Regions from separate parts of the Homo sapiens genome. Here region 2 is linked to region 1. The links are chromatin loops, found by intact Hi-C in ENCODE. Cell type or tissue: Panc1. All regions are shown on one strand. Each heading gives the region's core, and the rest is flanking DNA. Links, peaks and the distances in the headings are about the cores only. Region 1 has its middle 8.5 kb from the start of RAD23B. Region 2 has its middle 71 kb from the start of RAD23B.

Region 1 (16,664 bases), core at 6,820-9,319:
TGGAATGTCGGCGGCCTGGACCCGGATTACGCAGGCGCGTTCCGTGGGCGGCAAGGGCTCCTGGGGCTTCCTCCTAGCGACTATTGCTGGGGCGTTCTCTCCGGCTGCCGCGGCTCCGCCTCTGTGCAGGCTCCGCCCGGCTGCCGAAGTTACGCAATGTGTAGCCCGGGAAGCGCTTCGTGGAGACCCGGCAGAGTGGATGCGGAGCCCTGGAGCGGGGGAGTAATCGGGGCGGAGTTTAAGTGAAAGGATGGCGGTAACCACAGTCTGGGGGCCAGCACCCGCGGGGCGCTTGCTGCGGGGCTCAGCCCTGGGGGTGTCGACTGATTCTTTAATCCCGACAGCACAGACTCCTGAGCTGGACTGCCCGAGTTCAAATATTGTTTTTTCTCACTAGCCTAAACAGATGGACCGATTTAAAATGAAGGTCAAGTTCTGTCACACCTCGGGGTAGAACTGTCCAGTGTTTCCCCATCTAGCCCCGAGTTAAAGTCAGAGTTATTAGAACGGATGCATTAGCCCCTCGCCTTTCTCCGAGTCGCCTTACTCTCCCCACTGGTGGATTCTAGGTTGCCCCCGGCTCCCTTAACATCCTTGCTCAGATATTGCCTTCTTGGTGAGGTCTGTTCTGGCTGCCTTACTTAAAATCCCAACTTCCTATCTCTGTTATCCTGCTCTGTTTTCTTGTATAGCGGGTATCCCTTTATAATTACCCTGTAATGTACGTATCTCTTGTTTATCATCTTTCTCCTTTTCCTGTGAACCCCAGACTGAAGCTGCACAGAGGCAAAGATTTTGCTGTGTTCACCCATGAACATGCCTGGCACATTGCAGGTGCACGGTAAATATTTGTGGAATGGGTGAATGTGCTTCTGGATCCTCAGCAGTAGAATGAGAATAATAATGTCACTCATTGATTATTGGAGGGGGAAGTTGAATATTGTATGTAAAATCATGATAAACAGTCTGTAAGCAGTTAGCTATTAGTAGAAAGTCCGTTTACAGATAGAAAACTGAAGTACAGAGATGTTGAGTAATGCACCTGGAATAACCCAGCCAGTAGTAAATGGCAAATCCACAATGTGACCTCAGACAGAATGACTCCAGAGTCTGTGTCCCAGGGTGTGCCACTATTCCCCTGTTTTTTGTTTTAAAGATTATTCTTATTTTTTTAAAGCGTCTGACTGTCATCCACGCTGGAGCGCTGTAGCACAAACACGGCTCACTGCAGCGTCAACCTCCTGAGCTCAAGAGATCCTTCCACCTCAGCCTCTTGAGTAGCTGGGACCACAGACACACACCACTGCTTCCCAGCTGATATTTTATTTTTTTGTACAGATATGTTCTCCCTATGTTGCCAGGGCTGGTCTTGAACTCCTGGGCTCAAGTAATCCTCCTGCTTCGGAGTCCCAAAGTGCTGGGATTATATGTGAGCCATCGCTCCCAGCTATTCTCCTCTGTTTTATACTGTGCCTGTGGCACATTTGATTTAGTTCAAGTATAAAACACAGTTCTAGTCAGGCCACTAGCTCTATGACCAATTACAAATTACTTCTCTGGGACAGCATCCTCACTAATACAATGTCACTGCTTGGTTTTCAGTGGCTTCAAGGAGCTTGGGTTTAATGTTTTCAAGAAACTTTCCTTGACCAGCTTCTCCCTCCACTAACCTGATATTTCCCCTTTCACAACACATAACTCCCTTCATAGTAATTAAATATGCAATCTTCTGCCCTCTGTCTTCCTGTATCTACTCGTAGTCACCAGGTGGTTTCATCTTGGCCCTTGTTTTGAAATACCTCCAGCCTGGACCTTTCCCCTTAGCTATAGAGTTAGCCAATTGCCTAAGCAATATCTTCACCTGAATATGTAACAAGCCTCTGAAACTTAATGTGGCCAAAGAGAACAATTGATTTCTCTCTGGACCTCCTTCCCCCCTGCAAACTGCCCCTCTCCCAGTTTTCCCCCATCTTAGTTTATGGCCTCACAGTCTACCCAGGTGCTCAGACCAAAAATCTGGTCTTCATCCCTGATAACTCTCTTCCCTCACTCACCCACTCCCAACCACCACATGCAATTCATTATCAAGCCCTGTCAACCTTATTCTCCAAAGTATATCCCCAAGTCAGCCTTTTTTCACCGTTTCTACTTCTACAGCCCTAAGCTAATCCATCATTATCCTTCACCTGCGTCCCACCTGGTCTCTCCGCTTCCACCCTTTACCCCCAACAGCCTCCCCAGCAGCCAGAGTGGCCTTTTAAACCCATAAATCAGAGCATGTTGTATCTATGCTTAGTATCTCATTACATTTTAGAATAAAAGTCAAACTCTTTACGTGGCCTTGGAGAGCCCACATGATCTGACTCCTGCCAGTTTCTCTGACCTCATCTCTTTCCTTCTCTCACCCACTCATTCACTGTCATCCATTTCCCTTTCAACCCTCAAACAGGTTAAGCTGGTTCTAGCCTCAGGGCCTTTGCACTTGAGGTTCCTTCAGCTTGAAACTCTATCTTCCCAGATCTTTGAACAACTAACTCCTTTTCATCTTCAGGTTCCAATTCCAATTTTACTTTTTTAGAGAGGACTTCTCCAACCAATTTAATAATATATATTAAACATGTGTTAAGCCTTTTTTCTTTTTCTTTTTTTGAGATGGAGTATCGCTCTGCTGTCGCCCAGGCTGGAGTGCAGTGGCGCAATCTCGGCTCACTGCAACCTCTGCCTCCCAGGTTCAAGCGATTCTCCAGCCTCAGCCTCCCGAGTAGCTGGGATTACAGGTGCCCGCCACCATGCCTGGCTAATTTTGTATTTTTAGTAGAGATGGGGTTTCACCATATTGGCCAGGCTGGTCTGGAACTACTGACCTTGTGATCTGCCTGCCTTGGCCTCCCAAAGTGCTGGGATTATAGGCATGAGCGTCCTCGCCTGACCTAAGCCTTTTTTCTAGGCAAGCCACTTACTTTTTAGGGAGAGACACTGACTCTCGTATTCATGACTGTTTTCACCTACAACAGTGCCTAGAACACAGTAGGTGCTCAATAGTGTATGCTGACTGACTCCTAACTCAGTTCTAAACTCCATGAGACAGGGGCTGAGTCAGTCCTGTGCATCTTCTTATCTGAAGGAGCTAGCACAATGTGGATACTCTATACATGTTGTTTGAAAGCATGGTAAGGTCATTTTAGTTATAATTTACAACAGTTGTAAGAAAATGTGAAAATATTTTAAAATATGCTGTACAGTTGTAATATTAAAAGTTTCCTGCTACAACTGTTACTGTCTGCAGAAAAAAAAGGAGAGAGATGCCTTTACATATATTAGTGCATGCAAAAAAAAAAAAGTTTTTTTTTGCTCGTGGCAAAAGGAAAAAAAAAGCCAATGTAGAAAGGGAGGGATTGATTGAAAATAAAAGTCCTCCTCCCACCTCCCTAGAAGTAAGCATTGTTTTGAGTTCTTAGAAACTTTCTAGATATATAAAAGAATATATTTCTCCAGCTGGGTGTGGTGGCTCACACCTGTAATCCCAGCACTTTGGGAGGCCAAGATGGGTGAATCACGAGCTCAGGAGTTCGAGACCAGCCTGGGCAATATGGTGAAACCCCATCGCTACTAAAAATACAAAAGTTAGCTGGGCGTGGTGGCGCGTGCCTGTAGTCCCAGCTACTTGGGAGGCTGAGGCACAAGAATCGCTTGAACCCGGGAGGCAGAGGTTGCAGTGAGCTGAGATAGCGCCACTGCACTGGGCAACAGGGTGAGCCTCTGTCTCAAAAAAAAAAAAAAAAAGAATATGTTTCCACAAATACAGTCATGCGTCACTTAATGAAGAAATTTGTTCTGAGAAGTGTGTCATTAGGCAATTCGGTTGTTGTGCAAACATCGGAGAATGTACATATACAGCCTAGGTGGTATAGCCTACTACACACCTTGGATATATGGTATAATGTATTGCTCCTGGGCTACAAACCTGCACAGCGTGTTACTGTACTGAGTACTGTAGATAATTGTAACACAATGGTAAGTACTTGTGTATCTAAACATAGAAAAGGTATGGTTAAAAAAGTGGTATAAAAAGATTAAAAATGGCACACCTGTGTAGGGCGCTTATCATGAATGGAGATTTCAGGACTGGAAAATGCTCTGGGTGAATCAGTGAGTGACTGGTGTGTGAATGTGAAAGTCTAGAGTGTTACTGTACACTACTATAGACTTTATAAACACTGCACACCTAGGCTACTCTAAAGTGTTTCTTTTTTCAATAATAAATTAGCTTGCTGTAACTTTATGAACTTCTAATTTTTTTTTAACTTTTTGACTGGTAATAACAGCTTATAATACAAACATTGTACAGCTATAAAAAATAAAAAATATTTTCTTTATATCCTTATTCTATAAGCTTTTTTTTTTTTTTTTTTTTTTTGAGACAGGACCTTGCTCTGTCATGTAGGCTGGAGGGCAGTGGCATCATCATAGCTCACTGCAGTCTCGAACTCCTGGCCTCAAGAGATCCTCCCACTTTAGCCTCCCAAAATGCTAGGATTACAAGCACGAGCCATTGCCTCTGGCCATTTTTTTTCTTTTTTTGTTTTTTTACTTTTTAAACTTTTTGTCGTTGTTAAGAACTAAGAAACACACATTAGCCTAAGCCTTTAGGATCATCAATATCACCATCTTGTACCTCCACATCTTGTCAAACTGAAGGGCCTCAAGGGCAGTAACACCCATGGAGCTGTCATGTCCTATGATAACAATGCCTTCTTCTGGAATACCTCCTGAAGGACCTGCCTGAGGCTGTATTATAGTTAACTTTTGTTATATAGGTGGAAGGAGTACACTCTAAAAGAACAATAAAAAATATACTACAAGGCCAGGCGCAGTGGCTCATGCCTGTAATCCCAGCACTTTGGGAGGCCGAGACAGGCAGAATGCATGAGTCCAGGAGCTTGAGACCAGCCTGGGCAACATGGCAAGACCCTTTCTCTACAAAAAATAAAAATTGCCAAGTGTGGTGGCACACACCTGTAGTCTCTGCTACTTGGGAGGCTGAGGTGGGAGGATCACCTGAGGACGGGAAGCGGAGGTTGCAGTGAGCCAAGATTGCACCACTGCATTCCAGCCTAGGCTACGGAGCAAGATCCTGTCTCAAAAAAAAAGTATAGTACAAGCTGGGCACTGTGGCTCACGCCTGTAATTTCAACACTTTGGAAGGCTGAAATGGAAGGATAGCTTGAGCCCAGGAGTTCAAGATCAGCCTGGGCAACATAGGAAGACTTCATCTCTACAAAAAAAATTTTTATTTAATTAGCCAGGCATGGTGGTGCACGCCTGTGGTCCCAGTTACTCTGGAGGCTGAGGTGGGAGGATCCCTAGAGTCCAGGAGGTCGAGGCTTCAGTGAGCCATGATCGTGCCACTGCACTCCAGCCTGGGAGACAGAGTGAGACCTTGTCTCAAAATTTTAAAAGTGTAGTATGTTAGTGCATAAACCAGTAACAATCATTTATCATCAGGTACTACATACAATACATAATTTTATGTGCTAGACTTTTATGTGACTTGCAGTGCAGTAGGTATGTTTACACCAGCATCACCACAAACGTGAGTAATGCATAGCACTTTGACGTTATGACACCCAAGATATCACTAGGTGATAGGAATTTTTTAGCTCCATCAAAATGTCATGCATAAATATGGTTCAGCATGGACTAAAATGTCATGTGGCACATGACTGCAGTTGTGGCAACAGTAGATTTTAGATGTCAATTAATTAAAATGTTTGCACAGTATCATTTTTCTGAAGTACAATGTTAAGATGAAATTTTGTTTTGAATTTCTAGAAAAACTGCACACTAGACGTGCTAGATAATAAGACCTCCACCCCTACTCCAAGACACAAAAACCATCAAGATGAAGCTCTTGTCAGCAAGGCATTGTAGGATAGGCCTGGAGCCTCGCTTCTAGAGCTATTGGGCCAAGATTAAATTCCAAATGCTTCATAACAAGCATTGCTTGCATTTTTGGAAATCCATCAAATGGTTTTAGGGAAGAGGCTGAGCAAGAGAGATACAGCAGCTGCTGACTTAAAAAATCCAGTGTAAAAATGCCAGACTAGACAATTCATTTGTCCAACAAATAATTTTTAAGGATTCAGTAGGAAACAGAACGAAATCCTTGCACCCATGGAGTTTATATTCTAGTATGATAATAAACTGATAATACACTAAAAATAAAAAAATTATACATCAGATGATAAGCACCATTTTAAGAAAATGCATGAAGAGGATGAATAGTGCTCTGGAAAAGGAATATTGCTTTACAGATTGTTCCATTTATGTTTTATTCCCACCCCACCCCCAGTATTATTTTTGTCTCCTTCTTCACCCAGAAATTAGCCCCAAGAAGGCTGATCTGTAGGACTACCGCAATTGGCTTCCTGGGGCATCTCTGCAGGAGATAGGTTTGAGGGAGGAGAGTGAAGTTAGGGAATTTATTCCTCTTTGAGTTTGGCAGTGCACTTGATACAGGGTCATTGCTTCTGAAGGGTGGCTTTTCCCCAGGTGATTCTGGTAACTGCTCCTCACTTTGCCCCCTCAAGCCTAGAGGGACCTTATTTCTCACTCCAGGGAAATGTACTCTCCCTGCAGTTTCCCTGTGCTCTCTCCCACATCATTGCAAAGCGTCTGTTGCGTGAATGTTTTCAGTATATCCATTATTAGTTTCTTAGGGCTGCCATAACAAAGTACCACAGATTGGGTGGCTTAAAATAATCAAAATTTGGCCAGGTGCAGTGGCTCACACCTGTAATCCCAGCACATTGGGAGGCTGAAGCGGGCGGATCACCTGAGGTCGGGAGTTCGAGACCAGCCTGACTAACATGGAAAAACCCCATCTCTACCAAAAATACAAAATTAGCCGGGCGTGGTGGCACATGCCTGTAATCCCAGCTACTCGGGAGGCTGAGGCAGGTAAATCGCTTGAACCCAGGAGGTGGAGGTAGCAGTGAGCCAAGATCACACCATTGAACTCCAGCCTAGGCAACAAGAGTGAAACTTCGTATCAAAAAAAAAAAAAAATATTTTTCACATTTTCACATTTCTGGTGGCTTGAAATTCAAAATCAAGGTGTTGATAGGGCTGTATTCCCTCTGAGATTTGGGAGAATTCTTCCTCATCTCTTTCTAGCTTCTGGTGCTTTTCCAACGATCCTTGGCGTTCTGTGGCTTGCAGCTGCAGCACTTTGGTTTCTGCCTCCATCATAATCTGCCCTTGTGTGTCCACATCCCTATGTCTCTTCTTATGAGGACACCAGTCATATTGGATTAAGGGTCCCTGTCTACTCCTGTATGACTTTGTCTAACTAGTTGTATCTGCAATGACCCCATTTCCAAATAAGGTCACATTCTGAGGTGCTGGGGTTTCAGTTCTCACCATATCTTTGGGAGAATACAATTCACCACCAAAAATAGCAATGTGATGTCTGTTTTTCTGCTGAGGCCCAGATTGATGTACCAGTTAATGAAGAAAAGTCTCCTTAATCAAGTGATATTGGAGTAGTGCGAAGCAAGGAAGCCAGTCATGCCAATGCTAGGGAAAGAGAGAGAACTGAATAAAGGGAACAGCAATAATAGCCGTAAATGTTCATATTTATATAGCACTTATTACGTGCAGATGCCAGGCCATGGTATAGGAGCATCCTTGGTGTATCGGAGGAATAGCAAGGAGGGGAGGTGAAGGAGCCAAGGAAGCAAGGAGGAGAGAGACAAGGGGAGGTGGGACAGTGGGCTGAGAGCCATTGTAAAGGCTTCGGTTTTAGTTCTGAGTAACATAGAAAGTCATTGGAGGGTTTAAGACAGAGAAGTGACATGATCTGACTTATGTTTTGAAAGAATTGCTCTGATTACTGTATGGAGAATTCCCTAGAGGAAGGCAAGGATGGATGGAAAGAAGCCAGTTAGGAGGTTATTGCAATAATTCAGAAGAGAGTGGTGACTCATATCAGGGTGGAAGCTGTACAAGCGGTAAGAAGCGGTTGGGTTCTGGATTTATTGAAACTACAGCTGACAGGCTTTGCTGATGGAATTGATGTGGTATGTGAGAGAAAGAGGCTCATGGAATGCACGTTCATGTTAGGAAACTTCCTAGGCATTTTCTGATCCTCCTCACTCACATCTGTCTACCCTGACTCACAGTGTTCTGCAGACATCAATCTATCCAGCAAATATTCTCTGAGCACCTATTCTGTACCAGGCATTGTGTCAGAAATACGATAATAGGCAAAGTTTGATTCTGGATCCTATTAAGGAAAATAAGTGTTTCACTTAACCGCTTCTTGTAGGCAGAACACACACTGCATAAATTTATTTAATATAGTTGTAGTCTTGGCGTCCATTTTTAGGCTTGACATAAGTTGTTTGAAACCCAGTTGTACCCTATCACCTTGGGCTTAATTAAAACATCCCCCCCGGCCGGGTGCTGTGGCTCATGGCTGTAATCCCAGCACTTTGGGAGGCTGAGGTGGGAGGATTGCTTGAAGCCCCGAGTTTGAGACTATCTTGGACAACAGAGCAAGACGCCATCTCTACAAAAAATTTAAAAATTAGCCAAGTGTGGTGGTGTGTGCCTGTAGTGGCAGCTACTCAGGAGGCTGAGACAGGAGGGTTACTTGAGCCCAGGAGGGCTATGATCATGTCAGTGATCTATGATCATGTCACTGCACTCCAGCATGGGTGACAGAGTGAGATCCTGTCTCTAAAACAAACAAACAAAAACAAAACCTCAAAAATTTCCCCTTGTGGTTGTTTGAGATATAGCCTTTCTGCTCCCCATCTTGCTAACCCCAATCCCAGCAGGTTCCACAGATGCTGACCATGATAAAACCTAATGGTCAACACCACGGGCAAGTAAGTAGTTTCCCCTTTTGCATTTGTTTTCTTTAAACTAGCCAATCCCCAGCCCTCTTCACCAAAGCCTAAGGGATAGTGATCATGGACCTTAATAAAGGCATAGCCTCCCAGGTCCTCTCTCTCCCTCCCTTCTTCTCCCCCTGTCTTCTTTCTCCCACTGCACTCCTTCTCCCTCCTTCTGTCTCCTTCTTTCTCGCTCTCCCATTTTCCCTCTCTGTCTCTTTCTCTCTCCACCCACTGGTTGAGCTCTCTGCCACCTCCAGACTTTCTCAGCACCCCTAATACCTCTGGGATCTATAAGTAATAAATTTATTCTGTTTCGTGCATTTTGGCTTCACTTCCTCGTTGTGTCTCCCCTGACCAACACACCAAAGCTAACTTCGCCCCAGTCAGGGCTCTTCTAGAGAGTGGCTATCTTGGCTTGTGGCCATTGTCAAGAGAGAGAGCTTCAGACCAAATTAGAAAGAAACCGTAACAATAGAAGTCACAGTACCTGCCTAGTCATTGAGCTATTGTTCCTTTTCCCATTGTTAATAAGTAGATTGGTGATTTATGACATACATTTTATGCTCATAGAACCTCTTTCCAAATTCTAGATGCTTGTAGAGTGGTGACATTTTGTAAAGTATAACAACAGTGCCTTATTGTAACAAAAATGTTCATTATTGAAAGCATTTCAGCATCCCACAATTAAACACTTAAAAACAGTTTCAGCCTGCAACAATTAAACTTTAAAAATACCTTTTGTCAGACTGTGCATCATGTCTCACGCCTGTAATCCCAACACTTTGGGAGGCTGAGGTGGGAGGATCACTTGAGTGATCCAGCAGGAGTTTGAGACCAGCATGAGCAACATAGGGAGACTCCGCCTCTACAAAAAAATAAAAAAAAATTAGCTGGGTGTGGTGGCACATGCCTGTGATCCCAGCTACTGAGGAGGCTGAGGTGGAAATATCACTTGAGCCTGGGAGGTTGAGGCTGCAGTGAGCTGTGATCGTGCCATTGCACTCCAGCTTGGGTGACAGCATGAGACCCTGTCTCAAAATAAGAATAATAATAATAATAATAATTTTTTTTTTTTTTTTTTTTTATATTGTTATAATTGTGCTATTTTATTTTATTTTATTTATTTATTTATTTATTTATTTTATTGATCATTCTTGGGTGTTTCTCGCAGAGGGGGATTTGGCAGGGTCACAGGACAATAGTGGAGGGAAGGTCAGCAGATAAACAAGTGAACAAAGGTCTCTGGTTTTCCTAGGTAAAGGACCCTGCGGCCTTCCGCAGTGTTTGTGTCCCTGGGTACTTGAGATTAGGGAGTGGTGATGACTCTTAACGAGCATGCTGCCTTCAAGCATCTGTTTAACAAAGCACATCTTGCACCACCCTTAATCCATTCAACCCTGAGTGGACACAGCACATGTTTCAGAGAGCACAGGGTTGGGGGTAAGGTCACAGATCAACAGGATCCCAAGGCAGAAGAATTTTTCTTAGTACAGAACAAAATGAAAAGTCTCCCATGTCTACCTCTTTCTACACAGACACGGCAACCATCCGATTTCTCAATCTTTTCCCCACCTTTCCCGCCTTTCTATTCCACAAAACCGCCATTGTCATCATGGCCCGTTCTCAATGAGCTGTTGAGTACACCTCCCAGACGGGGTGGTGGCCGGGCAGAGGGGCTCCTCACTTCCCAGTAGGGGCGGCCGGGCAGAGGCACCCCTCACCTCCCGGATGGGGCGGCTGGCCGGGCGGGGGGGCTGACCCCCCCCACCTCCCTCCTGGACGGGGCGGCTGGCCGGGCAGAGGGGCTCCTCACTTCCCAGTAGGGGCGGCCGGGCAGAGGCGCCCCTCACCTCCCGGACGTGGCGGCTGGCTGGGCGGGGGGCTGACCCCCCCACCTCCCTCCCGGACGGGGCGGCTGGCCGGGCAGAGGGGCTCCTCACTTCCCAGTAGGGGCGGCCGGGCAGAGGCGCCCCTCACCTCCCGGACGTGGCGGCTGGCCGGGTGGGGGGCTGACCCCCCCACCTCCCTCCTGGACGGGGTGGCTGGCTGGGCGGGGGGCTGATACCCCCCACCTCCCTCCCGGACGGGGCGGCTGGCCGGGCGGGGGGCTGACCCCCCCACCTCCCTCCCGGACGGGGCGGCTGGCCGGGCAGAGGGGCTCCTCTCTTCCCAGTAGGGGCGGCCGGGCAGAGGCGCCCCTCACCTCCCGGACGGGGCGGCTGGCCGGGCGGGGGGCTGACCCCCCCACCTCCTTCCCGGACAGGGCGGCTGGCCGGGCAGAGGGGCTCCTCACTTCCTAGTAGGGGCGGCCGGGCAGAGGCGCCCCTCACCTCCCGGACGGGGCGGCTGGCCGGGCGGGGGGCTGACCCCCCCACCTCCCTCCCGGACGGGGCGGCTGGCCGGGCGCGGGGCTAACCCCCCCACCTCCCTTCCGGAGGGGGCGGCTGGCCGGGCGGGGGGCTGACCCCCACCTCCCTCCCGGACGGGGTGGCTGCCGGGCGGAGAGGCTCCTCACTTCCCAGACGGGGTGGCTGCTGGGCGGAGGGGCTCCTCACTTCTCAGACGGTGTGGCTGCCGGGCGGAGGGGCTCCTCACTTCTCAAACGGGGCGGTTGCCAGGCAGAGGGTCTCCTCACTTCTCAGACGGGGTGGCCGGGCAGAGACGCTCCTCACATCCCAGACGGGGCGGCAGGGCAGAGGCGCTCCCCACATCTCAGACGATGGGCGGCCGGGCAGAGACGCTCCTCACTTTCCAGACTGGGCAGCCAGACAGAGAGGCTACTCACATCCCAGACGATGGGCGGCCAGGCAGAGACGCTCCTCACTTCCCAGACGGGGTGGCGGCCGGGCAGAGGCTGCAATCTCGGCACTTTCGGGGGCCAAGGCAGGCAGCTGGGAGGTGGAGGTTGTAGCGAGCCGAGATCACGCCACTGCACTCCAGCCTGGGCACCATTGAACACTGAGTGAACGCGACTCCGTCTGCCATCCTGGCACCTCGGGAGGCCGAGGCTGGCGGATCACTCGCGGTTAGGAGCTGGAGACCAGCCCGGCCAACCAATAATAATAATTATTATTATTATTATAATCTTTGTCTTCTTAGACTTCGGGCTTCTTCAACCTCCATCCTGCTGCTTACAGCTCAAGTTTCTCATCCTTGTAAATCTCTTATTTGTTGTTCAGTCACTGTGTAAGTTCAGGTACCTGGGAAGCAGACACCAAAACAGTTAGGAATAGTAGTCTTTTTTTTTTTGATGGTTATCAGTTGTGAAAAATAGAAGGGAGGAAGCAGGATTTGGTAAGGAAAGCCTTTAGACAATGGTGATAATATTTCCTTTGAAAGGAAAGTAGAAAGGAAGCACAATTGGGCAGAGAGAGAGAGTCAGACTGTGATGTAGATCAGACAGTTTCAACCAACCTAATGGGCAGGTCTGGAGTCAACACTGCCCATCCCAGCAGTCAGTGGACAAAACTGCCAGATTCTGGTGTTGTCACCATGCTCAGTAGCTAGGGGCTGCCCTGAAAGAGCTGCCAGTTAATTGTGCTTCTCACAGCTAAGTTTTGCTTTTTTGTTTCTTTGGAAGTGCAGTCTGAGCAGTTCACTTCCCTAGCTGTCATGGGGATGCCACTTGCACCATGCCAACCCCCCCTGCAGTTATCTGCCCTCTCCTTAACTTGTCCTAATCTTTGTTCACATCCCACCTTCTCAATGAACCCTACCCTGAGCCCTTATTTCATACAACAAAATGCCCAACACTTCCCAGTGCAGCTTTCTCCAATGCCCCTTAGCCTGCTTTTCTTTTCCCTCCCTTTAAACTTATCTTCTAACACACTACATCATTTATTTATTATATTTATTGTGTAGTGTCACCTCCCCTGTTAGAAGACAGAGATCTTTGTCACATTCTTTAAGCACCAGGAAGTGTACTTAGTGAAGTACAGAAGTGAAGCAGAGAATGAGCTCAATTAATAATGAAAGGAAAACTTAGCCATCAAAACAAAGCAAACTGAAACACGATGATATTGTTATATAAAAAAATTAAACAATCAAGACTTAATAACCTGCAATAATATCAAAAGTGGATTGAAATGGTGTTTTCATAGTTTTCTGATGAGTTTACACTTGTTACAAGCATTTGGAAAGCCACTTAGCCGTACAGGTGGTTTTTAACTTCCAGAATTTTAATTCTTGTACACACCAAAGTCTTGCCAATTATACATGAATAGCCCTAAAACTAAGCCATTCTCATCTTAGCTACCTAACTATGATTTGGAAAATTGGTTTTATGGTGCAGTCAGCGAGCTACTGGGGCAAAAGTCTGGCATTCACATTTTTTATGTTTAAACAACACCGTTTACGCAACTCAACATTCCTTTTTCTCATTTGAACTGATTTTCTCAGTAGTTTTGCAAGAGAGAGTAGAAAAGTTGTTCACAATAAATTGTGAAATAGATCTTTTGCTAAAGTTCAATATGTTTAAATAGTTTTTTTCTCCCTAACATTCTTTTTCTCATTTTTTTTTAAATTTTCAGCTAAAGCTGATTTTAATACATGATATATTTCAAGTATTCCTGGCATATCTTTGGAGCTAAAAATCATGGCTGGCCTTTTGTTGAAATTGTGTTTATTTGTTAATAAACTTATTATCATTTATTCTCCAATGTTTCTTGGGATGTGGTGACATGTCAGGCCCTATGTTGGGTGAGTCTTTGAATCTCTGACCTGAGGAGCCCTACCAAGAGAGATAAATAAAAACCTGTGTTATGTACCGGGACTAAGGAATGTTCCAGAAAGCTTGTGAGACCTGATAGGCTCTGGGTGGGGTGGGATGTGGACAAGGGACTCATCATCTTTCCAGCTCTCCCTATATCCTACTTTTACAGCTGGTTGTCTAGTAAATGTTTTGGATACGTGCTCTGAAAATTGTATTAGCATTAGAATACTATCTTCTCACAAAATAAATTCTGAGTAAATTAGTACAGTTATGTGGGCTTCTTGTTGGAAGAACTTTATGTAGAGTACTACATTAAAAACAAACAAACAAACAACTTTATGACTGGGAGCGGTGGCTCACGCCTGTAATCCCAGCACTTTGGGAGGCCAAGGCAGGCGGGTTTGTGACCATCTTGGCCAACATGGTGAAACCCTGTCTTTACTAAAAATACAAAAATTAGCTGGGCGTGATGGTGGGCGTCTGTAATCCCAGCTACTTGGGAAGCTGAGGCAGGAGAATTGCTTGAACCCGGGAGGCAGAGTTTGCAGTGAGCCGAGATCCTGCCACTGCACTCCAGTCTGGGTGACAGAGCGAGACTCTCTCAAAAAAACAGACAAAAAAACAAAGAACAAAAAAAAACTTTAAATGTACTTAAAAAAACTTTAAATGGGTTCCTTCTTATGGACCCATGCTTATTATATTTGTAATTTTGCAATACAAGCTTGCCTGTGTTTTGCAGAGCTGTTACACTATGTATTATAAACACAGGGGTTTATAATTAAACCACCTGTGTATTATTAAATAACATGGGTTAAGGTTGCTGACTCCCACACCGTTAAAAATGTGCATATAACTTTTGAATCCCCCAGAACTTAACTACTAACAGCCTACTGTTGATTGGAAGCCTTATGGATAACATAAAAGGTTAACACATATTTAATATGTCAAATGTATTATATACTGTATTCTCACAACAAAGAATAGAGGACAAGAAATGTTAAGTAAATCATAAGGAAGAGAAAATATATTTACTATTCATTAAGTGAAAGTGGATCATTATAAAGGTCTTCATCCTCATCATCTTCATGTTGAGTGGGCTAAGGAGGAGGGGAAAGAGGAGGAGTTGGTATTGCTGTCTCAGGATGGCAGAGGTGGAAGATAATTCATGTATAAGTGGACCCTCACCGTTCAAACCCGTGTTGTTCAAGCGTCAACCATAATTAAGGAGAGCCCCAGGACCTGAAGTGTTTAACGTTTAGATATCAGTTATCCCACAGATACATCTTTTCTTTCTTTCTTTCTTTCTTTTTTTTTCTTTTTTGAGACGGAATTTCACTCTTGTTGCCCAGGCTGGAGTGCAATGGCATGATCTCAGCACACCGCAACTTCTGCCTCCCAGGTTCAAGCAATTCTCCTGCCTCAGCCTCCTGAGTAGCTGGGATTACAGACATGTACCACCACACCCGGCTAATTTTGTATTTTTAGTAGAAACGGGGTTTCTCCATGTTGGTCAGGCTGGTCTTGAACTCCCAGCCTCAGGTGATCCGCCCGCCTTGGCCTCCCAAAGTGCTGGGATTACAGACGTGAGCCACCGCGCCCAGCCTGGATACATCTTTTCTTGCATATATGAATATTGTGTGAAATTGATTTTATAGTTTCTTGTTCCCATTGTATTTCCAGCCGGTCTCATTCTTTCTTTGTTTCCTCACTGAAGTTCCAATGTAGCCCACATGGTAACTTAGTTAAAAATAAAACCAAAAACATAGGGGGTCTGTGAATGGGACATGCTCCTAATCATAGCAAAAATTGTGTCTCTAAATCTTCTACATAACTTTCATGACAAAACCAGTGGCTCTAAGGAAGTCAGAAACAAAGAAGACTGCTGGTCAGAGTACAGATTTTTGGCAGAGGGAAATAATTGAGTTGTGTTGTTGCATCATATGACATTTTTAAATCTTCACATTCAACTACTTGTCAAAATTATTAAAAACCACTTAAAGATATATCTCCCTCTCATAGTGGTACAAGAATGGACAGATAGATCACAAAGTCAAAAACAAAAGCCTGAAAGAGACACTAGTATATATTCATTTAATATGTGATCTAATGGCACAATAAAACATTAGTTAACAATCTTTAATAGGGAAAAGTGTCAGGGCTGGAATAATTTGTTGGGTATTTAAAAGGTGTTGTGGGTTGAATCGTGTCCTCCCAAAAGATGTGCTCAAATTCTAATCCTTGGTACCGGTGAATATGACTTTATTTGGAAATAGAGTCTTAAAGATATTATCAAATTAAGATGCTGTCATACTGGATTAGGGTGGGCCTGAATCCAATAACTTGTATCCTTATAAGGACAGAAATTTGGAAACAGACACAAAGAAGCATGCCATATGATGATGAAGGCAGAGATTGGAGTGATATTGCTACAACCCAAGGGAACATTAAGAATTATTAGCAACTACCAGAAGTCAGAAAGAGGTAAGGAAGAATCGTTCCTCAGAGAGACCAATGGCCTTGCTGGCAATTGAATTCAGACTTCTAATCTCCAGAATTGGAACTCAATAAATTTCTTTTGTTTTAATCCACCCAGTTTGTGGTAATTTGGTGTGACATCCTTAGGAAACTAATAAAAACCTATTGATGTACACTTACATAAATTCCAGATGGATGACCAGCCTGGGCAATATTGTGAAACTCCGTCTCCACAAAAAATAAGCCAGGTGTGGTGGTGTGTGCCTATAGTCCCAGCCACCCGGAAGGCTAAGGTGGGAGGATCACCTGAGCCCAGGAGGTCAAGGCTGCAGTGAGTCAAGATTGTACCACTCCACTTTCTCCTGGGCAACAGAGCGAGACCCTCTATTTAAAAATAAATAAATAAATATTCCAGACGAATTAGTAAATGTAAAAAGTCAGACTATGAAAACAGAAGAAATAAGCAAATATTTGCAAAATTTCTGACTGGCAGCAAATATTCTAGTTTAAAAAATATTCACAATGGAATTGACTTCATAAAAGTTTTAATATCTCATTATGTAATAAAACATAAA
Region 2 (16,664 bases), core at 5,402-7,901, 62 kb after region 1:
AGGCTGTAGGGATGGTGGTCCTTATCATATTCCTATTTGATTATCTGTATGACTTTTATAAAAGCCATAGGGTTATGGCAGATGATGGCCCCAATTACAGACGCTGTGGAGAAATGTGGAGTTTTTCCCTGGGTAGATCAGCACAGCTTTCATTATTCTGGTATAATGTATGTGGTAATTAATCTGGCAAATGCATTCTCTTTAATACCCATGACTCAGGAGGCTCAAAAGTAAGTTCACATGTGGGAGGGATGCAAGTATACATTCACTACCTCGACACAGAGATGTTATCTTACTTTTTGCTGCCATAATATAGTCTACGAGAACATTGATCATTATGGCATTTCACAGAATGTCATGAGGATCCTCTACATTAGTGACATCATGCTAATTGGACCTGGTGAGTAGGAAGTGACAAGTAGTCTGGATGTTCTAATAGGACAAATGCATGCCAGAGGGCAGGAGACAACCCCATAAAGATTAAGGGGCTTTCCAAGTCAATGAATATTTTAGAAGTTCAATGGTCTGGGACTTACCAGGACATGCTTTTTGAGATAAGTGACAAGTAGTTGCACTTCGCATCCTCCTACCACTGAGAAAGAGTCATGGTGCTTGGTAAGCTGCTTAGAATTTGGAGGGAAGCCCTTGGGAGTACTGCCAGAGCAAGAGAGAGCTTTGCAGCAGGTCCAGGCTGGATATAAGCCAACGAGGTTAATGGTGCTAAAGGAGTCTGTTGTGGATAAACAAGGTGTGTGGATATTCTTGCAAACTCCAATAAGAGCATCATAATATACATCAGTAGGGTTCTGGGGCAAAGGACATGCCTTCTGCAGCAGAGAAATAGTCTCCATTTGAAGAGCACCTCCTGGCATGTTCTGGCTTCTAATAGAGAATGAGTACCTGGCTATAGGACATCAAATAATTATGAATAGATGCTACCCATCATGATCTGGGCATGATTCTGCCCTCAGAATCATAAGATCGGGGGATATAGCACCCAGGCATGGCCTTGAAGGGTGTTCCCCTAAAAGAAAGTGGTAAAGGGGAAGTGAGTAAAGCTGAGAACAGTGCAGTGGCAGTTACTTTTTATGGTGGGCGAAATGCCCTGAAGTGGCAATGTACGTAGAGTCTTGGGCAGTGGCAAATGGTTTGGGTCGTTAATCAAGGCCCTAAAAAAGGCAAGCTTGGACGATCAAAGACAAGAAGTGTAAGTAAGAGGCATGTCCATGGACCCATGAAAGTAAGCATAAAGCATTGGCTTTCTGTGTCTCATGGTAATGCCCAGTGAAGAACAGTCATCTGGAGGAGGCCGTCATCAATTGAGTTGACAGATCACTTGTCCTGCAGATTTCAGCCACCCTCTGTCTCAGCCACTCCAGCTCTGTGCAATGGGCTTATGGTGGAGTGGTTATATGGTACAAGGATGGAAGTTATACATGACTGCAATGGCGTTGGATTCCATCTCATTAAAGCTGAGGGCCCAACCTGGCAACAACAGAGACTGATATTAATGCTCTAAATGGCCCCATCACTTGAAGAGACCAAACAGGCACCTAGTAACAGTTTGATTGCATCAAACCCCTTCCACCAGTTGCAGCAATAGGGACTATAGCTTTATTCAGGAAGCTTTCCATATTAAAACCTTTGTAGAGACTGTGGTTGGCCACCACCTTGAGCTCTCTGGTGAACAGGATTTAATAATGTAGGGCATGAGTGGAGCTGAGCAGTGCAGGAGATGTACTCTGTCAGACATCTTGTGTGTACCACTTCACATCTTCACAGCTTCTCAGTGTATATTTTACTCCAGTCATTGCTGCAGCAACTAGTTTTGCACAAATATATTCTGACAGTGCCTCACTTCATCTGCATCACATTTTTCTGCCCTGGGACTTCTCAAATGCTGTGCTGTGAGATGGCTGTGGAAACCCACTCAGGCATGTGTACCTTGAAAGGGCAGGGGAGTTAAAGCCCAACAGGGCATCCCTTTTCTAATGGGGGATGAGAGCTGATAGATAAATGACGGATAAATGAGGCATATTCTACATGGCTCCTCAGAAGGTCTTAGTGGGGTCAAGCCCTAGTCACAAAGCGGTGACCAACTTGATAATGTCCTCTCACAGTGCTGTTCCCTCCTATCCTCTCTTTCCTGGATCATTTCCCAGATAAACTACTGGCACAAACGCTTGTCTTGGGCTCTACTTTTGTGGAAAAATCCAAAATCATCATAATTCCAATAAGATTCTCCAATATAATTCAAATTTCCTCAAGTCTTACCTGTATATTTAGGTACAACGGAGGCACACTGAGGGTAAAGATGAAAATTTCTTGGCTCTTGCTCCGAACTGCATGACCCTAATCTTAAGTTCTTCCTCTCTGGCTTACACGGTCAATGTCCACTGAACGCCCCTCGGCAGTTGTGCCTCAGTACTGTCACTGATGTCTTGGGTGACAATGCTGATGCCTGTGCTGAGTCTGCACTCTCCAGGTGATACCCAGGATGTAGACCCTGACTCTCTAGCTCCTACATGGCTCTGCAATCTCTTGGATTTTCTCTGTGTTGGATCCATACAGCAATAAAAGAAAATTTCCTCTCCCCTTTGGTGTTATACTTAGTTTCTGAGGCCCAATGCACGGTGTGCAACATCCTAGTGTCTCCTTTTGATTTTGCCTATGGCCCAGACAGATCAGACCTAGTTCATGGAGCTGGGCCAGGGAGCGATAGGCAACACAGATCTCAAGCTCTTCCTCCCATCTTCATCTCTCCCAGACACTTCTCAAGCCTTCTCTACTAGCTTCCTTCCAAATAGTCCCAAAATGCAGATAGCCCCTTCCTCAATGGTTATTCCATTAGGGCTTTTCCCTTTGTTTGACTTGTCAGAAAGGCCTGGGACACAGCAGTGGGTGCATCTCAGGAACACATGGAGTCTCTCCACATTTTCCTCTACAATATTACCCTGAGAAAGTCTACTTCATAACTTAAATGTTAATGTTTATATGGAGTGGAATGCCAACAAAAGCCTTCTTGTTGTAGACTGTGATTTCAAATATGACCTGTGGATTTCCAGTCCTCACCAGCCTTTGACTACCAAATAAGGTCATATTTCCTTTTACAATCTAGAGTAATATGGCCCTGAGCCCCCATCCTTTGAACACCCTTCCTCTGTTGAGTTTTCCTCCACAATTGAATTCTGGGAATCCAGGGATCGTTCCCATGCCCCACACACCTGTGCTGTTGGGCATGTTTATCAACCATTCATTCCCCAAGTTATCTGCTTCTCCAGCATCCTTCACTCTCCACACATATCTGCGAGTGAGGAAGGGGCCTATGAACTGAATATAATCAATTTGATAATCACAGCTCTTAGGTTTTATTATTTTTTTTTAAGATAACACAAACCACCCAAAGTTTGAGGGGGGGGGTAACAGTTTGCCATTCCCACACAACCTCACTACTGGGTTACAATGAAAGCAATTCTCAGACCAAATTCTGCTACACAAGCAGGCATTTGCTAAACACACATTCACTAGAAAGTGAGCACAAAATGGCTCATATGACCTATTCTGGAGGCTTGATGAAGTCATAGCCCCTGTCTGGCCTTTTACATGCTCTGATGAACACCTCGCGTGAACTTCTGTTCACTGGAGACAAAAGCCAATACTTCAGAGGCAGGATTCTGTTACCCTTATAGTCAACATCAGATAGCAAGGATATTCCACATCGATGGCTACACACCGATGGCTGCACATAGAGCCTTTTAGCAATCAAGTCTCCCAGAGTAGTAGGCTACCAGATTCCCTGGATTCTAATACTCTGATTAGATGGGGGTAGAGATATTTTAGCCAGTCCACACATTAAGAATTCTTCTAATGTTACCAACAAAAGATCATTTCTGAAATTGGTTAAGTGAATCAATAGAACACGATGTTGCATAACCCCCTTCCTTTTTTTTTTTTTTTTGAGACAGAGTCTCGCTCTGTCACCAGGCTGGAGTGCAATAGCGTGATCTCGGCTCACTGCAACCTCCACCTCCTGGGTTCAAATGATTCTACTGCCTCAGCCTCCTGAGTAGCTGGGACTACAGGTGCGTGCCACCACGCCCAGCTAATTTTTGTATTTTTAGTAGAGACGGGGTTTCACCGTGTTGGCCGGGGTGGTGTCGATCTCTTGACCTCATGATCTGCCCACCTTGGCCTCCCAAAGTGCTGGGATTACAGGTGTGAGCCACCACACCCGGCCAATAAAAACCCATTTTTGATATTCAGTGTGTAAGTTATTCAATGGTGAAGCTTTGACTATTGATTGAGATGCAGACAACAGAAGCACTGGTGGGCGGACTCAAGGTGAAAGTGCCAGCTGACCACCCCTGGCCGCTCCTAATTAAAGCTGCAACTAACTGGCACATATGTAGTATCTCACTGTCTATGTTGAAGTATTTTATAGTACCTTGCTGTCATCACTACAGGTCCTCAAACCTTAAAGTCTAAGGCCCCAAACCTCCTGGACTCCACAGACTGGAGAAGGTGCTCCTCTGCTCAGTGGAAGGCTTACTCATTTCTTAACCACTCCCCTTCACAGAATGTGGTTGACCACTGGATCCAGATAAAGCAATCACAATAGTTCAGTGTTTTACAAACTACAAATTACGAACCATTAACAGGTTGTAGTATCAATTAAATGGGACATGACCAACATTAAAAACAATGAAATAGGAATATATAGACATAGCAGAAAGCATTACATATAATAAAGATAAGTATTGCTTAATGAAATTTTGTTACTGTTAAGATATTTGTTGCGTGTGTTTACTGGAATACAATGTAAAATGTAAAATATCTTTTAAAAAGTCTTTAAAAACTGTGCTTCAAAAAAAGTTGAAAGTACCCAAATTGTTGAAAGTACATTCCACAAGGTTGTTATCATTTACTCTTCAAATACCACTTAAATACCAATGCCCTAGATTCACATTTGGGCAAAACATTTCTCCCCCTCTTCAAGGGCATGGTCCTGGCTAAAGATACGTACTTACATCACTGGCCAAAAGAGTTGGCATCTTAATCTGCACCATCAGCATTCAGATTTATGGTGACTTCACTGCTGTCGCCAAGGACAAGAAATGGGTACTTGCTTTATACTTATGTAACTATGTGATCAATCTTGGTAATTTTCCAAAAATAAGTTCATTCCAAAGAGCCTGAGAGCCTCTCAGCCTCCCCACACTAAAAAACTCTGAGCAACATCCCAATGGCCATTTCAGTAAAAAACAAACAAACAAAAAAGAAAGAAATCCTGTCTTTACCAGGTACCAGCATCATGCCTCACAAATAGTCTGTATTCTGAATACATATCCTAAACCAGATTTTTTTTATATCAAATAAATTGGAGAGAATGGTTGACACTTTTCTGACAATTGCACTGACTCCTTCTTTGCTTAAAAATGGTGGCTTGTGTAGAGAGAAAAATCTGTAATGCATAACCAAGTTCCCTAGTTTGGTCAAGTGTTTTTAAGAACTCTTATTGAAAGGGAGCACTAGCCCAGAAGTAGTTCTTAACTTCCGACAGCATTTTTATTAGCCAAGTCATCAATGCTACAAAGTCCTACATAAGAATTGACAATGGAATTTGCTGGGATGAATATATCTACACGATATTTTAAACTTAAATCTAGTTTTCTTAAATCTAGTTTTTGCTTAGTAATATGAATAAAAATTTGTGGTATTGACTGCTAACACACAAACACGCATTTTAATTTTATTTATTTATTTATTTTTGAGACAGAGTCTCACTGTGTTGCCCAGGCTGGAGTGCAATGGCGTGATCTCGGCTCACTGCGACCTCTGCCTCCCAGGTTCAAATGATTCTTCTACCTCAGCCTCCTGAGTGGCTGGGACTACAGGCACCCACCATCACGCCTGGCTAATTTTTTCATTTTTAGTAGAGACAGGGTTTTGCCATGTTGGACAGGCTGGTCTCGAACTCCTGACCTCAGGTGATCTGCCCACCTCGGCCTCCCAAAGTGCTGGGATTACAGGCATGAGCCACCGCACCCGGCCACACATGCATTTTAAAAAACAATTTAAGAACATCATGTGTTGAGAGTGATGAATGAAAAGCCAGTTTGTTCTACTAGTGGGACATTTCAATGGAAGGATACACAGTTGGTTTAGCTGAGGGGAGAAAGTGCTTAACCACGAGTGGAAACTATTGAAAGGAGCTCACTAAAGATGGTGCATAGTAAGATCATTCTCAGAAACCAGAGGGAAAGGAATTTGTGATGCCTGGGGCAGAAATCTAGGAGAAAAGTGATTTGGAGGGGCCTGGATTGGGTGTATGCAACGGCACTTGTTGAAGAGAAGCAGAAATAACACAACTTGTGATGTGGAAGCCTGTGAACCAGGGTTACAGGAAATGACTCAGAGGGTAATGGTGTTGACTCATGTAAAGTACCAGAACCAAGGAAAGGGCTTGAACACACTAATGAACCACATCGTTCTTGGGGCAGCCACTAGAAGGTGAGAGCCCTCGCTTAACGCATCCATGCAGCGTGAGAAATAACCTATTGAAAAAGCCCTGTCTCCTATTCTAGCAAACAAAATAGCCCAATTCTTCCAAAAGACCTCATAGCTAGCATTTCTTTTTCTTTTTTTGTTAAGAATTACGAAACCGTAAGAAATATTTGCCTTTCATAGTTTGCATTTTTGATGTACACTCATAAAAAAAGGGGTGTTCCCAAATGAAGCACATTTTAGTTTAACATACAGTATGTAGCATATCATGCAATGTATAGTGAGCCTGCTAAGTTTATCTTTGGACACATGTGATCCACCCGCATTGTGTTGGATGCTGAGTGAAGGTGAGTAGGGCAGAGGGCACAGGAAGGAACTTCAGAGAACTAGGGCTGTGTAAGAGATACTCTAATGCAGAGGCGGAGGGCAGCCCACAGCTTCACATTCCAGCTCTACACTTTCCACCTGGGCCGTAGCTTCATTTGCTGGAGATCTAGGGCAGGGATACCCGGAGTTTGATTATTTAAATTGGTTGGATGGTGCTGGCCCCAAATCCCTATTTGATTTCTCAGATCTCTGCTAGTTCTACATAGGATGCGTGGAGATTGAAATGTTAGGTTCCAGACCTGGGATCAAATCCTGACTCTGCCACTTACAACCCAAGACTTTGGGGGCAGTTCAGCAACCTTTCTGTGCCTCAGTTTCCTCAATTGTGAAATGGGGATAAAGACCTATCTCATTAGGCTTTGTTTGTTTGTTTTTTTGAGACAAGATCTTACGCTGTTGCCCAATCTAGAGTGCAGTGGTGAAATCACGGCTCACTGCCGCCTCTATGTCCCAGGCTCAAGCAATCCTCCTGCCTCAGGCTCCCAAGTAACTGGACTACAGACCCATGTCACCATGCCTGGTTAATGTTTTTTTTTTTTGGTAGAGACATAGTCTCACTATATTGCCCAGGCTGGTCTCGAACTGCTAGGCTCAAGCGATCCTCCTGCTTTGGCCTCCCAAAGTGTTGGGATTACAGGTGTGAACCACCATGCCTAGCCCTCATTAGGTTTTTTGTGAGTTTGTGAGTATAAAATTATTCATGAGGATTTACTCATGAATACTCACCAGCTATTATTATTATAATACTGAAGGGAGGCGGTATAGCATAGTAGTTCAAGCGAGGACTCAGAGCCAGACTGTTTGGACCTGAATCCTGGCTGTGTGACCTTAGGCAAGTTCCTTAAATTCCCTTTGCTTCAGTTTTCTTATTTGTAAAATAGGGATAATAGGAGTACTTTCTTCAAAGGAAATAAGCAAAAATAAAAGGAGTGGATATATTTAAAGCACTTAGAACAGTGCCTGGCTTACAATACATGACTGTTTGCTGTTATTACGTTTGTGCTTATTTTGATTGTTTTCTATTTGTGTTTTAAACCTAGCATTGGGCCTGGCCCGTGCTAGGTGCTTATTCAGAGGCTGTTGAATACATGAATGAATGAATAAACGTAGTCCAATTCAGTGAACTGCAGTATACATATTGGCTGTTCATAACATTCCACATTTGCCAAATACACTTGGATTTGTCTGCATCACACACGGCTTTGGACGAAGCACAGACATTTTTAGATACTGACCCCAGCTCCGTCTCCTGTTCTGCCTCATGGTGCTCAGTGGTAAACGGGGAGCTATAGGATATGGGATCATTACAGCCTCGGGAAGCAACGCTAAAGAGTCATCATAAATTTTGAAAGCTTGGGAACCCAAGAAGGAAATACAAATTATAGACGTAATTCCAATTGCCCTCCATCCCTTTCTATGTAAACACTTCTGGAGGAGAGAAACGCCACTGTCATTTGAATGCCTGGGCAGTGCTGCTGGGGAACTGAGTAGGACCCAAGAGCAGAAAAGCTCCCCCATTAACCCAGAGATGGATCTATCTGCCGCCTGGGTGGCAGCAGCAGTTCCGCCCCTTCATAAACATCAAGACACAAAATAATGGAATGTTTAGTCTGAGTAATACATTAAGGAAATCAATTAGGCCCACAGGCAACTTTCTAAGATTTTAATTACAGTACTTAGGGTACCACACTAGAGCAGTTTGTCAGGAACATAATTTGTTAATGAATAACAACTGACACAGTGAATTAGTTGGGATTGTAATTAGCTCTTGCTAGCCATCCATTGGAACCCTGATCAAAGCCAGTCAGCGAAAGGAGAAATCTGCTGTAAATGATAACCTCGACAGCTCTATCTGGGCTGCCTCCTTGATGCCGGTGTACCCAGAGAGGCCTGGTGAAGACCACGTGCATATTTCAGCTCCAGTGTGGTCTTCAGGGGAGCAGCCTCAGCCTCACCTAGGAGCTTATTCGAAATGCAGAATCTCTGGCTCCACCTCAGACCTGCTAAATTGGAATCAGCAGTTTAAGATGCCCAGGTGATTCATAAGCACATTAAAGTTTGAGAAGCACTGAAGGAGCAGAAAGAGCACAGGTTCAAAATCAAACAGATTTTGTAACTCCTGACGCACTCACCTTCTCACTAAAGATGTGTCTGCTGCCCTTGGGTGATTGCTAAGTGATCGCTTTGAGCCTCAGTGTCCTTTTCTGTAAATTGGACCTACTAATACCTAGGCCGCTGAGTCATTGTGATGACTAGCAAAAGCCTGTGCACGTGCCTCCAGGTAGTAGGTGAACAACGGATGATGACATAGGAGAAATTCAGCAAGGCTTCCTGAGGAGTGGACCTGGCTGAATAGCCTTTTTCTCTGACCTGGCTCCCTTTTATGATGTCTTTTCTGAAAAGTCTCTGAGGAGGTGGGTGGATCATGAGGTCAAGAAATCGAGACCATCCTGGCCAACATAGTGAAATCCCGTCTCTAGTAAAAACACAAAATTAGCTGGGTGTGATGGTGCGCACCTGTAGTCCCAGTTACTCGGGAGGCTGAGGCAGGAGAATCTCTTGAACAGGGGAGATGGAGGTTGCAGTGAGCTGAGATCACACCACTGCACTCCAGCCTGACGACAGAGCAAGACTCCGCCTCAAAAAAAAAAAAAAAGTCCCTGAGGACCTTCACCTCTCCAATCTTCCCATTCTACAATGGTGTAGGACCAGGAGAAAAAAGATAAAATATTACAAATAAGTTAGAAGTGTAGAGAAAATATTTTTAAAGATAAAATAATGAAAATAGTAAAATTAGCCGAAGCATATGCTAAAAGTAGACTGAATTGTCTTTAAAATTTTTTGTTTCCATTAGTTATTGGGGAACAGGTGGTGTTTGGTTACTTCAGTTCTTTAGTGGTGATTTGTGAGATTTTGGTGCACCCATCACCTGAGCAGTACACTCTGCACCCAATTTGTAGTCTTTATCCTTCATCCCCCATCCCACCCTTTTCCCGTGAGTCTCCAAAGTCCATTGTATCATTCATATGCCTTTGCATCCTCATAGCTTAGTTCCCACTTATGAGTGAGAACATACGATGTTTGCTTTTCCATTCCTGAGTTACTTCACTTAGAATAATAGCCTCCAATCCCATCCAGGTTGCCGCAAATGCCATTAATTCATTCCTTTTTATGGCTCAGTAGTATTCCATCATATATATATTCCACAGTTTCTTTATCCACTCATTGATTGTTGGGCATTTGGATTGGTTCCACATTTTTGCAATTGCAAATTGTGCTTCTATAAACGTGTGTGCAAATACCTTTTTTGTATAATGATTTCTTTTCCTCTGGGTAGATACCCAGCAGTGGGATTGCTGGATCAAATGGTAGTTCTATTTTTAGTTCTTTAAGAAATCTCCACCATGTGTCTTTAAAAATTGTTTTTAAATATTTCTTTAAAAAGGTGATCACATAAGAAAACACGACTTAATAAGATAAAACACCTGGGAAAACACAGGACCCAGGTTGTTCTATTTCCTCCCATGGGAAGGAGGGTCCCAAGAACGAGGTAGTTGTGAACCCTCCTCTTAAAAGGAGAGGAGGTTCATGCTAGAATCTTGAAGACTGAGAGCCATAGTTGAGGATCAAATTTTTTATGGAACAGTCCTTGGATGCTATACACAAGGAATATATTCTTTATAAAACATCAAAACTTTAAAATATGTATGTCGAAGCCAATTTCTTATAAGAAAAAATTGAGAAAGATATTAGATGTGTTTGCATAGAACATCTAAATAGGGTATTGTCAGTTTTAAAAATGAGAGTTTACTTTTAGAAACACAACTTTTTAATATCAAGTTTGATGCTTGAAATGGCTACACTCAATTCCTGATCAAAAGTTTTTTAACAATGATCTCTTCAAATTTTGGATATTCACCATCAGTGAGAGAATTTGCATGAAGATGTCATAAAATAGTATTTAGATTATTGTTTTACAACAATTCCAAAACTCATAATAGTTGAAATTATAGTTAGGACTATAATAGACCATCCTTTCATTGACAAATTTACTATTGAAATGTCTTGTGATAATGCAAATGCTTTTCAAATGTAATTAACTTTGTCATATCTGGTACTTCAGAATAATAATGTGACTCTCATTTACAGAACTCTCACATATCATTAGAGCAGTTGCCATGCAGATGGCTTGAATGCCATTAAAGTGCACATCAATAACAAATGACCAGAAATTCCAGATATGTTGGCAGGCCACCTCAGGAGCTTGAGGTCCCTGTCTTTCAATGCAGACAGGTGGCACCTTAGTCTGTGTACTATAGACCTTGGACATCAGGAACACAAACTTCTCTATAAGCCCCATGGGCCACTTGTCCATGATGAGCTGTTCGCTCATCCATTAGATCCAGCATTTGATCCAGCAATCCCACACCATTTTAGCTGCTGGTGTGGCTGTCTGGATGGAAGGGCTTCTCCTTGGCTCTGCTCAGTATGTTGAAGCTGAGCCATTATTTCACAGTGGTGCTTATTACACTCCTGCCTACAGTGACTGTGGGGTATACAGACTGATCCCACTAATCTTGAGCCACCCTCTGAAGAGCCCCAAATAAGGCTGCTCATGGTCAGAGGTGACCCATCCAGGGTCTCTGGCAGCCCCAAAGGTTTATGGATTGAAGGTCTTGCGGCACAACTGTAGCCTATTCATGATACATAACTTGGCCAGTTAGAAGGCTTTGTATTACTCAGTGGCAGAAACCAAGCCAATCTCTTTCTCTGTCACTTCTTCAGTTTTTACAAGGTGGGCTCTCCTGCCCCTTCTTCTTTTACTTCCTGCTCTAAGAACTGGTTAAAGGTCTTGGGTCCTTTACTGTGGTGGAAGACACTTACTCATCTCTAATCAGCGTTCTTTTCTCCCAGATGACAACTTGACCCTGTTCATTGTTCTCACTCTGCGCCAAGATGCCTGGATTACTCAGCACTTGATTTGGGGTCAGATGTACTTTTTTTAGTGATTTGACATGCTCCACTTCCTCTAGTAGTCATGGGGTGCTACTTCACATCGGTCTTTCCTTGCAATGCAGTGATAGCCTCCCACCCTGGTGTTTGGGGAATGGAAGAGGGAGAGAGTTAATGACTGGGAAGCAAGAGGCTTTGGCCTCATCTGTATTCTTTATTCCTTACAAGGGCTTTGCGTAGGAGCATCAAGCACTTACTGCTATTAATAAATTCTGTAATTTATTTTCAACTTTGTCTCTGAAAATTAAACAGGATATTATATTGAAGGTTTCAGTTTATGCAACACCATACATTCTATAGTAGATTTTAGGTCATATGCAGAAATTCTAGAGAAGATAAATTGAAAACCGTAGCTTGCCTAACCCCCACCATACCCAGGATATAATAGGGTTGAGAGAGTGCAGATTTAGGAAAAATTTATGGGGATTTCTTTGGAAAGAGTTGTGGCTATGTTGTGAGTCCTCCACAAGAGTTGTGAGTTCTCCATCCAAGGAGGAGGGTTGAAAGGGGAGCTTTCCCCTTCACCTTGTCAAGGAAGAGGAGTTCAAAGGCACCATGCAGTGAGCAGTTAGGGGAACACACGGGCCTGTTGCCTGACCCCCATTCCCCCACCCCACCCAGGATATCAGAGGATGAGAATTGTTCCTTCTGGGGGTTAGTCTTCACTCTCAGATTTTTTCTGGACAAAGACAGAACAATTTATCTGACAACCCTGGGTGGGATCATCTTATCATCTTATCCAATAGGGTTATCAAGTGGGGAGAAATGGCCTCAACCGAGGGTAAGTTGCACTTCTGGATTCCTAGGAGCAGAGGAGAGAGTGAGTAATGCTGGATCAGTGGGCTTTTACTTCGATCAAGGGCATGGCCTGTGGAAGCTTATCAGTGAGCTCCCTAGAAAGCAGCTTTAACATTTCCCATCCCCACTGCCCAAACTGCTTACAATACACCCAGTCAGGGAAGATGTTACCTGTTACCCTTACCTTTTTTTCCTACCACTGACACCTATCCAACCATGCCCTAACCCAGTCTTGAGGGGATCAGGAACTGCCATTGATCAGCTGGGGGAGGGGAACATTGTTAGGTGGAGAAAATGACCGCATTTCCCCCTTTCTCCATTCTCTGCCCCCTCCTCCTAGGAAGGAGAAGAGAGTCATAATTTCAAATGATTTGGCAGCTTTGAGTACTATTACACAAGATTCGACTTTTCAATCACTGAACGTATACTATGTTTGCAGGTATAGATGTCCATCAGACTTGATCAGAAAGTGATCCATAAATCCGAAGATCGCCAGAGTTTTCATCCCATTGAATACCTCTGGAAATTTCCCTTCCAAACTAGTTGTTCAAGTAATTTTTCTATCTGTTTGTGAGTGCACTGAGGGTAGGGATTGTCTTGTTTGTTGTTAAATTCACAACATCAAGCTGAGTATTGAGGACTAACAGGTGCCAGTAAATTAGTTCCTTCCCCATCACTGCATAATCCTTAGCCTTCACTGTTCAGTCTTATCAGGAGAACTTTTGAACAGATCGATTACCTTTTTTTTTTTTTTTTTTTTTTTTTTTGCTGCAAGCTTCATTCCTAGGTTTGTCTCTCCAATTCTAAGAACACTTCAATTTTTAAAACTGTACTGAAAAGAGAAAGAAAATGACTTTTCAAGGTCAGCTGGTTGGGCTGTTGGGTCAACTGGGAAAGAAATAGATGACTTCTGACACAGTGCATGAAACTTTGTCCATAAAAAACAAACCATCCTGTTCCACCTTTTTCAATGACATTGTTTTCCTTGGAAGAGCAGAACATCTATTATTCAAACTCTGGGTAGAAGAGTGAAATGGCCTAGGTCTAGAGATAAGGAACAATTTACTACTGGCCAGCTGCCGCCCTTGCCATCTAACAAATATAGGTTTAAAAGAAAATATCCTTGGCCCGTTGCTCCCTCTTTTCCAAAAGAGAACCAGTTATTTTAAGCTGTTTTTTTTCCTATCTTTAATATGTTTTTTGAAAAATGATGTCAATTTTTATCTCACTGTGTGATTCCCCCCTCCCTCCGAGCCTGTCCCCTTTCTCAGAAGAGTCTTACAACCACTCCTTAGATTATTTCCAAAGCCTACCACCTCGCTCCCTTGACCCTAGTTTCTCCCTTCATTCTTCCCGTTCATCCTCCACGACACACTTTTCCTCAAGTTCAGCCCTGGCCTCCTTGTCAAGAGCTCCCATGGTTCACTGAACAAGGCCCACATATTTGAACATGGCCTTCAGGGCTCTCTACCTTTTTTCTTTCCTATTGTGCTTTTACTGCTCCAGCCAATTTCACCAACAGCTGCTTTGTAAAAATGTTTTTTCTTTTTCTAGAACTTTTCTGTTTCCTCCCTTGGAATGTGCCTTTTTTCCAATTCTGTATGCTCTACCTTCCTCACCCTTCAAAGCCCAAAATTAGAATTGCCTTTTCCTTGATGACTTCCCCAGTCTCTCCAGCTGAAAGTGGGATGTCACTCATCATAGGGCTGTGGAAAGAATTGAACAAGATGATGCATAGGAGCAGACAGTAGAATGGTGGTTACCAGGAGCGGGGAAGAGGGGGAAATGGGGAGTTGCTGTTCAACAGGTATAAAGTTTCAGTGATGAAACATGAATAAGTTCCAGAGACCTGCTGTACAACATTGTGCCTGTAGTCAACAATACTGTATTGTCCAGTTGAAAACTTATGAAGAGGGTAGAGCCCATATTACGTGTTCTTACTTCCATAAAGAAAGATTATGCATGTGGATATGCAAGGTGAAATGCCTAGCACATACCAGACACAAAATAGTTCTTTCTTTCCTATATTTAAAAATTCTTTGAACTCTAAAAGGATTTACCTATTCTCTTCTAGAGTAGCAAAGTTGTTCCCATTTACCTTGTATCATAGTTATTTGTGTGCATATCTTGTTACAGCACAGTGAGAAAAAAGAGTAACTGCATGGTCCTGAGTAAGCTGCTCAATTTTTCTTCTTTTTCTTTTTAAAAAAGTCCTCATTCTTATAGAGCCGTTTCAGGGTCACAGAAAAATGGAAGATAAACAGACTTTCCTTATACCTCCTACTACCACACAGGCATAGCCTCTCCCATTATAACATCCCCCACCAGAGTGGTCCATTTGTTGCAATTGATGAACCTACATTGACTCATCATTATTACCCAAGGTTCATAATTTACATCAGGTTTACTCTTGGGCTTGTATATTCTATGGGTTTAGACAAATGTATAATAATCTGTATCCACCATTATGATATTGTACAGGATATTTTGTCTACCCTAAAAATAGTCTGTGCTCTATTCATCTCTCCTCATACTCAATTTCTTTTAAGACTCAGTTTTTCATCATCTGTTAGGGAAAAAGAGAATAATAACAATCATCTCTCTGGTTCTGTGGGTGGATTAAATGTGACAATACATGTGAAAATTTCCAGAATAGAGCCAGATACCAGGTACGGGCTCGGAGCCCTACTGTGGTTTCCTTCCTCCTTTGGGGTTGGTGACTATCATATCTACACGTTTCTAGCTCTATGGTCCAGAGCAGGTAGCTTTGTGCACAGTCATGCCTCAGCAAATGTTTGCTGAATGAGTGAATGAATAATTGGGTGAAAGGAAAGAAGTAAAAAAGGAAGGAAAGGATGGAAGGAGGGAAGGAGGGAAAAGACGTTAAATGAAAGAGTTGTCCCATTTATGTCTTCTTTGGAATACAAAAGTTATGAGGAGTTTCAACTTAAAGACCAAGTATATCCAAATAGAACTGGGATAGTTCCTTTTCTTGCTCACCTATGAGATTTTCAGCAGCACCAAACATCTCATCTAGAAAGGAAAGCCATTTGAAGTTTCCAATGTCTGAAAGTCAATAGCTGATAAGCTAGCAATGCTTTCTCTATTAAAGAATGAGTTATCCTGACACTTGTTAAAATAGTGAGAAAACTTTATTTAAGACAATCACAATAGGGGCTAACTTTATTCCAATGGAAAACAGAGATCAAGCTCATCTCCAAATACAAGGACAAGTGGATATTTATTGCCAAGGAGAAGGGTAAAGGGGTCAGTGAATGAAAAATTTCTAAGAGGGGGTAGGGGAATTTTTTCTTGCTGAAGGCAGGTTATGGACATATACATCAAAGGTAGGGGGTGAGAAACTTGGTTATATACTAAGGGTGATTAGATATTAAGGATGAGAGATTCTCTCTCAATTGACAGCAGGATTCTTTCTAAAAGTGGGCTAGACAGGTGGAAGGTAGGACAGGGGCCAAGGTTGAGGCCTAGTTGAAAGGAGGGCTCAGAGGAGCCTGACTAAAATTTGGTCAGGGAAAGTCTTTGTCCCCTCTCTCTTATCTCACAGGAAATAAAGGCTTTAAAGGAGGTCTAGGGAAAGTCATCTAGCCTCATCTAGCTGGGGGGAATAGGAGTAGTGTGAGTTTATAACACAATGTCATAAGCATCCCTATCTCTGGGTTTTCATTTATTTATTTATTTATTGAGGTGGAGTCTCACTCTGTCACCCAGGCTGGGGTGCAGTGGCACATCTCCACTCACTGCAAGCTCTGTCCCCTGGGTTCACGCCACTCTCCTGCCTCAGCCTTCTGAGTAGCTGGGACTACAGGCACCCGCCACCACGCCCGGCTAATTTTTTATATATTTTTTTAGTAGAGACAGGGCTTCACCATATTAGCCAGGATGGTCTCGATCTCCTGACCTCGTGATCCACCCGTCTCGGCCTCCCAAAGTGCTGGGATTAC

What was found. A loop is a pair of places that touch in the nucleus more often than their neighbours do. Peaks named below come from ENCODE experiments on the same cell type or tissue, not always from the same donor. Only the 100,000 strongest peaks of a DNase experiment are listed, where the experiment ranks them.
Region 2: it touches region 1 in a loop (3-fold over the local background); 8 of 110 quality-filtered maps call a loop at or near these places.

Annotation. Positions count from the first base shown.
Region 1 is chr9:107,266,468-107,283,131 of GRCh38, reverse strand. No RefSeq gene overlaps it. Among named protein-coding and RNA genes, the nearest start is that of RAD23B, 8.5 kb to the left of the region's middle. RefSeq lists an enhancer at 365-524. In Panc1, for the core only: no CTCF peak of the experiment used is centred there; a DNase peak (open chromatin) is centred at 8,011; H3K27ac peaks cover 310 bases.
Region 2 is chr9:107,203,466-107,220,129 of GRCh38, reverse strand. No RefSeq gene overlaps it. Among named protein-coding and RNA genes, the nearest start is that of RAD23B, 71 kb to the left of the region's middle. RefSeq lists an enhancer at 914-973. In Panc1, for the core only: no CTCF peak of the experiment used is centred there; a DNase peak (open chromatin) is centred at 6,419.